Linked DNA regions of Homo sapiens: regions 1 and 3 are each linked to region 2. A link is a contact called in ENCODE Hi-C or POLR2A ChIA-PET data. All regions are on one chromosome and are shown on one strand. Each heading gives the region's core, a stretch centred on a gene start or an enhancer-like site at or near the end of the contact. The rest is flanking DNA. Distances are from core to core; before and after follow the strand shown. Region 1 holds the start of C17orf75 (chromosome 17 open reading frame 75). Region 2 holds the start of EVI2A (ecotropic viral integration site 2A). Region 3 overlaps SSH2 (slingshot protein phosphatase 2).

Evidence for each region. A loop is a pair of places that touch in the nucleus more often than their neighbours do. ChIA-PET counts read pairs that join two places held with the same protein, here RNA polymerase II (POLR2A). Pooled maps may share reads with other maps.
Region 1: a pooled map shows a loop between it and region 2 (4-fold over the local background). The contact joins the promoter of C17orf75 here to the promoter of EVI2A in region 2. A Hi-C loop is called at or near these places in 2 of 37 single-sample maps with no recorded cell type and 6 of 50 pooled maps. POLR2A ChIA-PET finds 5 or more read pairs at or near these places in 2 of 52 experiments (CD4-positive, alpha-beta T cell and GM12878).
Region 3: a loop to region 2 is called in a map with no recorded cell type, with 5 times the contacts of the local background. The contact joins the enhancer-like site here to the promoter of EVI2A in region 2. A Hi-C loop is called at or near these places in 1 of 37 single-sample maps with no recorded cell type and 2 of 50 pooled maps. POLR2A ChIA-PET finds 5 or more read pairs at or near these places in 1 of 52 experiments (activated B cell).

The regions. Positions count from the first base shown.
Region 1 is chr17:32,340,229-32,344,422 of GRCh38, reverse strand. It overlaps C17orf75 (chromosome 17 open reading frame 75), which reads left to right and starts at 2,250. Exons shown (of 10, transcript NM_022344.4): 1 at 2,250-2,423; 2 at 3,139-3,219. The coding sequence starts at 2,284. It also overlaps the pseudogene OOSP1P2. RefSeq lists silencers at 2,464-2,543, 3,038-3,220 and an enhancer at 1,683-2,569.
Region 2 is chr17:31,320,232-31,324,531 of GRCh38, reverse strand. It overlaps EVI2A (ecotropic viral integration site 2A), which reads left to right and starts at 2,910. Exons shown (of 2, transcript NM_014210.4): 1 at 2,910-3,037. The region is part of intron 36 of NF1 (neurofibromin 1); the gene reads right to left.
Region 3 is chr17:29,720,084-29,724,261 of GRCh38, reverse strand. The region is part of intron 3 of SSH2 (slingshot protein phosphatase 2); the gene reads left to right. Among named protein-coding and RNA genes, the nearest start is that of SSH2-AS1, 83 kb to the right of the region's middle. RefSeq lists a silencer at 486-585. Within about 2 kb of position 1,426, at least 21 of the 41 ENCODE cell types and tissues checked have a DNase peak (open chromatin) inside an H3K27ac peak, as active enhancers do.

The DNA.
Region 1 (4,194 bases), core at 1,001-3,500, 1.0 Mb before region 2:
GATGGTCTCGATCTCCTGACCTTGTGATCCGCCTGCCTCGGCCTCCCAAAGTGCTGGGATTACAGGCGTGAGCCACCACACCCAGCCACTGTATTAGTTTCTTATGGCTGCTATAACACGTACCACCTGGGCATGGTGGCTCACACCTGTAATGTCAGCACTTCGGGAGGATGGGGCAGAAGGATCACTTGAGCCCAGGAGTTCAAGACCAGCCTGAGCAACAAAGTGATACACTGTCTCTATAAAAAATAAAAATACAGCTGTTTCCTGAGTGAGATTTGGCTTTCAGTCTGGGCAAATGAAGACCATTTTGCGGTTAAATGGGCTCTTTTTTCTCAATTCCTTGATATGGACCTGTGCTGGGGACTGGTCGGCTATTCAAGTACAATGCACCCAGTTTTGGTTCTGTGCCAGGATTAAACCCACGATATTTCACAATTTGTATATGAACCCCGATGAAGTGTTTCTAGGAGATGGCTGCCTTGTAACCTAGTTTTGCCAAATATCTACTATGAGTTTTTCTACCATCCTCATGACTGTGGTAACTCAACCTCTCCAGGAAGTTCTTCTGCTTAAAACTAAAATCAAGTATATCTCAAGAGACTACTGCCGATCTGAAATGCCTCTGTCATGTGTTGTCCGCAATCAGAATCCTCTTTTAAATGTAGTTGAAATGAGAGATAAGGAAACTGACAATGTTACTGAATGGGAGATAGAGGTGAGGATACCCATTGCGAATGAAGACATGGCAGTAACTTCTGCAATACAATCTTTTAAGAATCTGACTGCTATACTCACTTGTTCATCAAATGAGTACCTTTATTGCAAGAGAAGAAACTGTGCTATCCACTTTGATATGGAGAGGCAATTTGGAATCTCTGCCATAATTGCTTAGGACTGAGGATTTAATGTGCTATTTTGTGAAAATCTGAGAAGCAGGAAGGGGATTTAACGATCTCAACTGTTATCCATCTGAAAAACCTAACTTGTAATTTTAAATGAAATGGCAGGTTGCCTTCCACTATTCCTTTTTAAAAATAGGAACTGCCCCTGCTTTTAACTTTATGAAGTTTTATTTATGAATAAAGTTTGCACTACTAAAAATAAAAAAAAAAAACACAAAACACACGCATGCACACACACACGGTGGCTTAAAACAATGGAAATGTATTATTTCACAGTTCTGGAGGCTGGAAGTTGACATGGAGGTGCTGGTGGGGACATACTCTCTTGAAGCCTCTAGGGGAGAATCTGTTCCATGTCCTCTCCTAGCTTCTGGTGATGACCATCAATCCTTGACATTCCTTGGTTTGTAGATACATCACTCCAGTCTGCCTCCTCCTTCACGTGGCGCTATGGTTTGAGTGTTTGTCCACTCCCAAATTCATGTTGAAATGTAATTGCCATTGTAAGACTATTAAGAAGTGGGGCCTTTAAGAGCTAATTATAAATTGCCCAGTCTTTGGTATCCTTTTATAGCATCATAAAATGGACTGAGACAGAAAACTGGTACCAGAGAATGGGGTGTTGCAGAAACAAACACCTGAAAATGTGAATTGGTGTTAGAACTGGGTAATGGGCAGAGACTGGAAGGGTAGCTGGCATTACAGGCGTGAACCACCACACGTGGCTAATTTTTTTGTACTTTTAGTAGAGACACAGTTTCACCATGTTGCCCAGGCTGGTCTTGAACTTCTGACCTCAAGTGATCCGCCTGCGTCGGTCTCCCAAAGCACTGGAATTACAGGCGTGAGCCACCGTGCCCGGCCTTTTAGTTTTTACGTAGTCATTTTTTTAAACGTTTTCCTGTATGACTTCTAAGTGTTTTGTTATGTTTGGAAAGACCCTCTTCAAGAATTAACAAAATTATCCCATATTTTCACTTTAACAAAATTCATTTTAAATTCTTAACTTTTTGATCAAACGGGTGTCTGTGCGTGCTGGCACGCGCGCAAGGAGGCAGACGAGTAGCCTTATTCTTTTCCATGTGGCTAGGTAGTTGTGCCACCTTTATCACATAGAAAGTTTCCCAGATGTCTCAAAGGAAAATAAGTTCAAAATAAATGGTAAAAGCTTGTCAGTAAAGGCGAACTCAGTACGCCTGTCAGCCCCTGTGGGGAGAAGAGACTCCCTTTCCAGGCCAGTCCTTGCCTGCGAACCCGGGGAAACCAGCGGAACGCAGGTGTGCGAGGGCCGGGAGCCGGACGAGCCCTGATACCGACGGCTGCACGGGAGCAGGGGAGCGGTTTGGCGGAGACACAGGGCCGCTCAGAGGCCGCCGCAATGCTCCCCTCTTTGCAGGAGTCGATGGATGGAGATGAAAAGGAACTAGAGAGCAGCGAAGAGGGAGGCTCAGCCGAGGAGCGGAGACTCGAGCCGCCGTCCAGCAGCCACTACTGTCTTTACAGCTATCGCGGAAGCAGGTGCTGGCGCCCAGCTCGGCCTGCCAGCCCGCCCGCCCCTGCGGCCCCGCCCCCGGCCCGCCGCCCGGCCTTGCACCCCACCCCCGGCCCAGCGGCCCGGCCGCTCCTAAAAGCCATCTTCTCCTCTCCCAGCCAAGGTCTCTGGCCTGAAGGGCGCTCCTCGCCTCCCGCTGCTCTTCCTGGCCCCCGTCGTGGACTTGTATGCCTGGCCCAACCATGCCTGTGCCCTTCATCTGCCCCTATATCATCCCAGCCTCTTACTCTCGCGGCTGCCCTTTGTTTAGCGCAGTGCCCCGCATGCTCAATAATTTCAGTTCCCGTCCCCTCTCCTTTCTGTCATTATCTCCCCACTTCTCCCATTTCTGTCACACACACCCCCATCCCCACCCTCTGGTTTTCCTCTGTTCTTGATTCCTCTTTTTCCTCCTTCTGACTTTCCTGGAACCTTCTTGGCCTTGTCAAGTTTGGTTTTTAAAGGAGTTTCCTTGAACCTTCTGGGTATTTAGCCTTTCCTCCACCCGTTAAGTGGCCTGGAGAGAGAAGGGGCTCTTGTCAGCACTGCTGTATGGGTTTTCCTTGTCATGAGGATAGGCAGTGCACTTCCACCTTGCAGCATTTTTAGTTGACTCCTTGCCTTACCCTGCTTGCCAGGCCCCCATACTCCTCTTGGTTTAGAGCCCATAATTGATAGCACTATTGGTTTTGTGGCTTGTAGATTGGCACAGCAACGAGGGGACAGTGAGGACGGAAGCCCAAGTGGCACAAATGCAGAAACTCCCTCTGGTGATGATTTCAGGTAAAAAGAGCTTCAGCATAATTCATGCATGTGCTTTCATCTTCCCTGCATCTCTGGCCTGTACATGTCAGTGGATACTCTATTTCCACTGAGCTTTCCCTGAGTCAAACCGTCAATTCCTCCTATCCCCTAGGAACCTCATCCTGATTTCCTCATTGGCTGGTTCATTCAAGGCTGGGGCAAACAAATCCACATACTGATAGTGTGCTTGGTGATTAGCCAAAAAGAAATCCTTTTTTTTTCTTTTTCCTTTTAAATTGAGACAGGGTCTTGCTCTGCTGCCCAGGCTGGAGTGCAGTGGCATGACTTTGGCTCGCTGCAGCGTCAACCTCCCCGGCCTCAGGTGATCCTCTCACCTCAGCCTCCCCAGTAGCTGGGACTACTGACCACCACGCCTGGCTAATTTTTGTATTTCTGGTAGAGATGGGGTTTCACCATGTTGCCCAGGCTGGTCTTGAACTCCTGGACTCAAGTGATCCGCCCACTTCTGCCTCGCAAAGTGTTGGGATTACAGGCATGAGCCACCTTGCCCAGCCCTGAAAAATTTTTTTTTTTTTTTGAGACAGAGTCTCCCTCTGTTGCCCAGTCTGGAGTGCAGTGGTGCGATCTCAGCTCACTGCAAGCTCTGCCTCCCGGGTTCACGCCATTCTCCTGCCTCAGCCTCCCGAGTAGCTAGGACTACAGGCACCCACCACCACGCCCGGCTAATTTTTTTGTATTTTTTTTTAGTAGAGACGGGGTTTCACTGTGTTAGCCAGGATGATCTCTATCTCTTGACCTTGTGGTCCACCTGCCTCGGCCTCCCAAAGTGCTGAGATTACAGGCGTGAGCCACTGCTCCCGGCCCCAGCCCTGAAATTTTTAAATCATCAATTATACCTCAATAAAGTTGAAAGATAAAAAAGATAAGAATGTGTGCAGGGGTGTGATTATAATGACTGACCATGGAATTAAGGCAGAATAAGGAGGGAAGTGA
Region 2 (4,300 bases), core at 1,661-4,160:
GGAACAAGTTCTACTATTCATAGTAAGGTGACTAGTTAATAATAACATTGTATATTTCAAAACAGCTAGACGAAACAATTTCTTTTCTTTGAGGCAATGGATATCCTAATCACCCTGATTTAATCATTACACATTATATGCATGTATCAAAATATCACACATACAGGCAGGGCATGGTGGCTCACGCCTGCAATCCCAGCACTTTGGGAGGCCAAGACGGGCAGATCACCTGAGGTCAGGAGGTCAAGACTAGCCTGGCCAACAGGGTGAAACCCTGTCTCTACTAAAAATACAAAAATTAGCTGGGCGTGGTGGCACGTGCCTGTAGCCCCAGCTACTTGGGAGGCTGAGGCAGGAGAATTGCTTGAACCTGGGAGGGGAGTTTGCAGTGAGCTGAGATTGTGCCACTGCACTCCAGCCTGGGCGATAGAGCGAGATTCCAACAAAAACAAAAACAAAAAAAACCAAAAAAATCACACATACTCCATTAATATGTACAAATTATCATGTATCAATAAAAAACTTCACCTCAGAATTTTTAATCTTGTTGGGAGAAAATAAGATAAAAATATGACAAGTCAAATGATTTTAAAACAACACAAATATTTCAAGATAGAAGATATGAGGTAGAAAGTAATCACTTATCAAAGGAAATGCAGAGAAAATACTGTTATTAAGACAAAGGAGAGAGAGAGAGAGATTAACACAAACTGGGCAGTCAGTGAAAGCTACATAGAAGATACAGTGGCTGAATCAGGTAAGGAGGAATGCAGACTCAGCAAGAGGACTGGGCAGGCCTTATGGAGAAAGGCAAAAAGGAAAAGAAACAGGTAACTAGATGTGTTGAAGAGACAGCTAGTCTAGCCAGAATGGAGGATTCAGGTAGAGAAGTTTTGAGAGATAAAGCTGGGAAAATACAGAATAGTCAAATTGTGGAGAGACCATAACTGCCCAACCAAAGGGCTTAGGTTTTCTACTAGGGGCTCACCATTTCTCAGCATATGTTCTGTGGACTACTGGCGTCAGAATCAACTGTGGTGCTTGATAAAAATGCAGTTTCCTGGTCCCAACCTGGACCTACTAAATATGGATCTATGTAGTGGGGCCTGGAAATTTTTATCTTTTTTTTTTTTCCCTTAACTCAGGCTGGACTGCAGTGGCACGGTCACAGCTCACTGTAGCCTTGACCTCCCCAGGCTCAGGTGATCCTCCCACCTCAGCCTCCTGAGTAGCTGGGACTACAGATAAGCGCCACCATGCCCGGCTAGTTTTTTGTTTTTGTTTTTTTGTATTTTTTGTAGAGACAGGATTTTGCCATGCTGCCCAGGCTGGTCTCGAATTTCTGTGGCTCAAGTAATCCTCCCGCCTCAGCCTCCCAAAGTGCTGAGATTACAGGTGTGAGCCACCATGTCCTGCTTTTATAATTTTTAAACAATCTTCTCATCTGATGTTTATGTACACAAACATTTCTGAATCATTGTTGTATGTATTAGGGAACTGTTCAACCGGTTTTATTTTCCCTTAAAGAAAGGGTGGTATGACCAAAGACAGTGATGTATACAAGATATAAGAAGGATTCAGGGCTACCGAAAAGGCACTGTAGAGTCTAGGTATGACCTGATAAGGATCTAAAATAGTACTGTTGACAGTAAAAACAGGGAAAAAGAAACTGATCCAACAATATGAAGGAAGGACCAACATGATTCAAAGTCTGATCAGGACTGAGAGGACTTAAATTAAAATGATGTGTTGTATACTAAGCCTCTGATATTAGAATGTTGCTATCATGAACAGAAACAAGAAGACTGTCACAGGCAGCCTCCTTTAAAGAAAAAATAAAGTTCTTTTTATTTCATTAATTTAATTAATTTTTAAGAGATGGAGTCTTGCTATGTTACCCAGGCTGGATTTGAACTCCTGGGCTCCACCAGTGATCCTCCTACCTCAACCTACCTAGTAGCTGGGATTACAGATATGTGCTGCCATATCCAGTTCTTTTTTTTTTTTTTTTTTTTTTTTTTTTTTTTTTTGAGACAGAGTCTTACTCTGTCTTCCTGGCTGGAGTGCAGTGGCATGATCTTAGCTCATGCAGCCAAGATCTCATGATCTCTGCAGCCTCCACGTCCCGGGTTCAAGCTATTCTCCTGTCTCAGCCTCCCAAGTAGGTGGGACTACAGGTGCATGCTACCCTGCCTGGTTAATTTTTATATTTTTAGTAGAGACAGGTTTTCTCTATGTTGGCCAGGCTGGTCTTGAACTCCTGGCCTCAAGTGATCTGCCTGCGTCAACCCTCCCAACGTGCTGGGATTACAGGTGTGAGCCACCGTGTTCAGCCCATACCTAGTTCTTAAAGTCTGTTTCAGTCATGTTAAACTTGAGGTGATGACAGGATGTTTGACAGTTGTGTGTGTGTGTGTGTGTGTGTGTGTGTGTGTGTATACACACACTACACCACACGAAAGCATTTTCTGTCCCATATAATCTAAGTTTACTAGATATTTTCTCAAATAATTGCTGCAGTTCCACAATTGTTACATTATCTGATCAGTATCCCATGGACTCCAAACTCACATTTTCAAATCAGTCTGTAGATTTCAAATAAGTCTTTTAGAGAAGATTTGAAATGGAAGATACCATTTCAAAACCTCTTTTGAATGACACTAAAGCATGTAGCAGGCCTATAGAATGAGCATACTGTCAAAAGGCATTAAGTGGAAAACCCTCCCTGCTCTGGAGGCGGGGATTGGTTCTACAAAGCCTCCTGTCATGCCAGTGGCCAACTAGAGAAGTTGGAGCTTTTTCGTTGTTTTTTTTTTTTTCCCTCCTGTGACATGTGCTTTAGTTGCAGTGGAAAGGAAATGTGTCATCTGTGGTTTGGTTTTAAAAGTGGAAAACTAGCTGCACATATCCTTTTTTACTGCAGATTTACTTTAAGGCTCATATTCTCCAAGTCTATTCTGCTTTAAAAAGAAGACAAGAAAAGAAGTGGTTTATCAAAATCACGTTATAATCAGATTTTGACCAAGCATTTTGTAAGGTAGGTCATATATATACGGCTTTTCTTATGCCTTTTCACTTCTAACGTCTGACAGATTAGTGTTCGAGGAAATGCTATCAAAGTGTGTAAGAATCTCACTAACAAACTAGAATTGTGACTGAAAATGTATACTTTTTTTTTCTGTCCTGTTACATAAATTTTAAGTTAGAAATGAAAAAATTTGCCATCGCCATGGAGTTTTAAATTAGGATTACGAAGGATCTAAGTTTGGTTTCCTCAAGTAAACTGGAAATGTTTTGTTATTTTTCAAAAGTTAAAAAATAAATTTCTCATTACTAATGCTTGGACATTACAAATTCTACTGAAAATAAATTCTACTGAAAATGATCAGATATAAGAAAACTTCTGATAACACAACCTGGCCTCCAAGGCATAAACTGGAGTAAAAACAGTCCTCAATTCTCAGGCATTTGTAAGGGCAAGAGAAAGTCTCATTTTGTCATACAGTTTGTTTATTTGGGCACTGCAGTACATCTGGCTGAAGACAATCAACAGCAGGCCTATTATCTGTTCCGTGGTAAGCACTGTTAAAATGTGTACCAATACTATGATGTATACTACACTGTTAATGAACTAATGTGAAAAGAATAATCTACTTTAAATCATTCTAGCATCTAATACAGAAGTCCAGTCTAGTATAAAAAGATGGAAATTACTTGCTAATCCAATTTCAAGTATTTCTTTTTGTGGAAGAATCATGAAATATCCAAAGATTTATGTCACTAAACTTAAAAATTAAAGCTGAACACTATTATACAAAAGCCAGTGACTTGGGCCTTTAATTGTCTACTAAAGGTCATAATCTAAAAAGTAATCTTAATCCTGGAATATTTAATAGTTTTTCCTCCCTACTATTAATATGAAATATAGTCTCCAGTTAGCATTGTTTATTACATGCTACTTTTGTTTGCATAACTCAACGTATCACATTTCTTATTTTCAATTTCTGTATTTTAATAGTATACAAATGTCAGCCAATGACATATAACAACCATTTCTTATAAAACCTTGATGTTCAAAAGCCTGACTAGCAGTGGCATCCATGTTGCTTAGGAGTTGGTTTGGAAACAAAGACTTTCAGGCCCTACCTATACTAGCTAGGTAAGAATCTGCCTTTTTTTTTTTTTTTTAAATAAAAGGACTCCTAAGTACATTTGAGAAGAATTTCTATAGCATACGTAGGGTTCTTAACCAGGCAATTTCATTTAGTAAATCTCAGGAGAACAATATAGTTTTGCTTTT
Region 3 (4,178 bases), core at 177-2,676, 1.6 Mb after region 2:
CCACCCTGCCCGGCTAGAATAGGTTCTGACATCCACATTTTAAAACCTCAGTTAGATTATATGAGTACAGAAAGAATAGGCACCTTCCTCTGTTTTGCATGTATTACACCTTTGAGTTAAAATCTGTATCTAGTTGATTAAATTATAATTTGGTCTGTTGTAGCTTTTGCTGTCACCAACAGGAAAATGTGGGTCCTGTGAACTATGTGGAATTAACTGACTGAGAATTCAGGAAGAGGAGCTTATATAGGACCTAAGAGAGGCTACTGTGCCTGAACAAGAGATTTCCCACATCTTTTGTAGTCAGTTTGCCCAGAAGGTAGATGTATGGGAGTATCCCATACAATACACCCAACTTCTCAGAAAAGGGAAGTTCAAGACAGAACACCAGATAGAACTTTGCAAGTAAATTTTTCAAGTGGAAGAAGTTCCCCCTAGCATGAGGCCTGATTAAAGGCTGCAAACAAGAACAAATAAGGCCTTTCCTGTGGTTTGTATGACAAATGTGGGCTTTCTCACCTGCCAGAAGAGCTGCCCTACCCCCCACCCCAGAATCACTTTGGTCCTTTATAAAAATTGAAAACACAGAATAATATCATTAAAGAAAATTTTCAAAAAGAGAAAAAATTACCCACAATGTTAAGTTCCTTACTTAGGGCCATTTCCATTCCTGCCATGTTACCTTCCCGTTCTTCACATGTACCAGAGAAGAGGTTTTGTAATATCTTCCATACTTTCTTATCTTCCAAAGTGTTCTTGAGTCTTCAGCTTCCCTATTGCCATTTTCAGATCACATTCATTAAGCACTGTGTATATAGCGTTACACTGGGCACTATATAAAGCAGTGTGAATGGCAATTTCCCTTCATTGCCTTACATGCAAGAGCAAACAATATAGGCCTAGGAGTATTCATTTAACTAAACAGAAATAAAGTTAAACATATATCAAAGCAAGGCAGTAGAGCAGATGAACAACTGTATTGTCTTTGCTTTTACATGAGTTTTCTGTACATGATAAGCTTTTTTTTATTTGGAATTGGAAAATGAAGGGAGGTTTGGGGCCATTTGCATCTCACCCAGATTTTTATACAGTATATTGTACCATATCTCATCTCCCACAGAGATGGGATATCTTGCCCACAGAGATGGGATATCTTGCATAGAGCTAAGTAGTGCTACTGACAGAGAACCTCAGTCACTTAAGTGGAGACATATGGGCAGCTTAAGGTCTCCTTATTTGAGTAGTAGACATTGCCGATGGCAAAGCATTTTGGGAAGAGGGGTAGCTCATAAATGAGGAACTTAATCTAAGAAATTATTTGTTCTTCAGCCCTGTGGCTTCGGATTGTTGGTTTCTTCACGGTTCACTTTCTCTCAGGCTCCACCCCTCTCTCACTGCAGAGAACTTGTTGACAGCAGCTCTACTTTTTCCAGTCTTGCACAAAGGCAGATGTCTGAAAATTTAGCTTACGCAAACCATCTGTGTGCTTGACTCTGTTCCCACGGTGTGTTTTCCTGTACTGCCCCTCCCCACTTTTCGGTCCTTTTTAAAAACTGAAAACACAGTATAATAACATAATTTAAGAAAATTTTCAAAAAGAAAAAAATCACCCACAATATTACTATCCTTATTGATAGCTGTTTTCATTCCTGCCATGTTATCTTCCCGTGCATAGCTTTTTGCGTAATTGTGTCCTTTGTCTTAAGCAGAAGTTCAGATACTTTGTCATTTAGCCACTTCCCTGTTTTTCTCCTGGCATTATCTTTTGGTTTTTGGTCTTGAGTTACTCAAAGGACATTGCAGCTTATCAGTACTCCATCGATGAGTCCTTATTTTTATTTTCCTTTCTGACTTTTGAAACCCAAGTACTCTAGAGTATGGCTGAGATCCAACTTTTTAAAAGTAAGACATATAACATGTGTGAAGGATTTTTTTAATATTTAGAAACTGCTGTTGTAAATTACACTGACTTTTTTTTTTTTTTTTTTGAGATAATGTCCCGTTCTATTGCCCAGGCTGGAGTGCAGTGGCGCGATCTCGGCTCACTACAACCTCCACCTCCCGGGTTCAAGCAGTTCTCTGCCTCAGCCTCCCGAGTAGCTGGGATTACAGGTGCCGGCCACCATGCCCAGCTAATGTTTGTATTTTTAGTAGAGATGGGGTTTCACCATCTTGACTAGGCTGGTCTTGAACTCCTGACCTCGTGATCCACCCTCCTCAGCCTCCCAAAGTGCTGGGATTACAGGCGTGAGCCACTGCATCCGGCCTTACAAATTACATTGACTTTCAAGAAACATTACCCTGCCCACCCAAGGACAGTCTCATTTAGAAAAAAGACATGTCTATACTTTTCTGCCCTTTGTTGAGTTGCAAGCCTCATTTCTTCTAATACCTGACTAATCTTGTTAGTAATAGTGTTTCACTTGTAACTGGTCGTCTCCCTTTTCAGAGCTGTTATGTCTCACCCTTTGTCTTCTTAATGGTGAATAAGGACACATCCATGCCTCCTCATCATTTTCCCTTTCTTGTTTGACAAAAAGAACAAAATGGACCATGTTTCCTTGTTTTGGTAGAAAGTTTGTTATTGAATATCTTCAGCCACCTTCCTTTCAGAAACCGTAATCCCCAATACTTAGACATTTGAAGGGTTGGACCTGTGGTGTCTAGGGTCCCCTGATGACTTAGGAAGTCTGCAGGATTTACATACAGCTTTTCTAGCTGTCTTACTGTGTGAGAAAACAAAAGACCCTCAGAATTCTAGCTTTCCTTCCAATCATTGCAGAGAAATTTTGCCTTTAGTAGTAAAGCCGGTGGTTAAAAGTTTTTCCTTTTTCCCTTGTTTTCCTGGGTCCTGAGTTGCCACTGGGGTAGATTATAGGACCTAGCTCGACCAAAACCTAAAAGCAATCCAGGGAACAAGTGTAGGATTATACTGCAATGTCCGTTCTATGCTGGAGCAAATATATAATGAATCTTAACTTCTTTTCTCTGATACATTTAAAACACATATGAAAGTTAAATTTACTCTTGGATCATTTTGATTAGGTTATTTTCCTCTTTTTCTAAACCCTAACTAAAATGTTTGGAATTATTGTTATTTCACATCCCACTCTAGAGTACTGCAAAATACTACTGTGTGATCTCTTTGTCCCCAGCTCCCCAAGAGCTGTGGATCATTGCGTCTTCATAAATTTACTTTAAAATGTGCATTTAGTGAATTTGAACTGTTAAACATTGGATTGGACATCAAGAAAGCTTAATAAATTAAATTTGCAAGAAACCAGTAGAGTGAATTTTTCATCTGTAATGGTGTTACAATTCTGTAGTGATTCTGTAAGGGGAAAAGACTAGGAAACAGAGAACACTGGATGGGTGAAAAATTGTGAGGTAATTAAGGACAGTGACTTCTACTTGCTTTCTCTTTTCCCTTTTCTTTGACAGGTCCTTAAATTGTCATTTGGACTTTGCCTTTTGCTATTTTTTTCTCTTCCTCCTCCTGTTCCTCCTCCTCCATCATCGTTAATTTTTTTTTTTTAACAAAAGTTAACTGCTTTTGCAAGTGTCAGAACCTAACACTGGCAGCAGTGCCCCTCCTAGATTTCATTTGTGCATTAGTGCATGGCCCAAGGGATCTGTAATATGCATTTAAACAGTTACGAAAAGAAGAATTTGTCCAGGGACTTTAAAAAGTCAGGCAGTCCAGCGATAGTAGAGAAAACCAGGCAGTAGATTTAAAAGAGATTCAACATACTTTACCATGCCTTTCTCTGTTCCCCGTGGTTTAATATTTGGGAATTAGTAACTTTGAGGAACTTTTAAGAGGTCCTACTGGCAATATATTTTTTATGTTCAGCCTAGTAAGGTAGAAAACAACTATAGAAGAGATGGTTTGGTAAGGAAAATTGAGAAACTGTTGTTTTGCAGATGGAGTTCAGTTTTTGTGGCCAATTAATTTTGAGAGTTACTGGTAAGGTTGAAATAAAGTAGCACTGAACTGACTCAATTTTTTAAATAACAAAAAAATTCCTTGGTGTTCTAGTATTTGAGAATTCACTTTTAGAACCCTATTGGTACATTGGTGGATAACACTACAATGGGACTGTGGTGTCCTTGTTGTACAGAACAGGCAAAGAATTCAAAATGCTAGAGAGCCAGGGAGTGATGTTTTAAACAAAAAC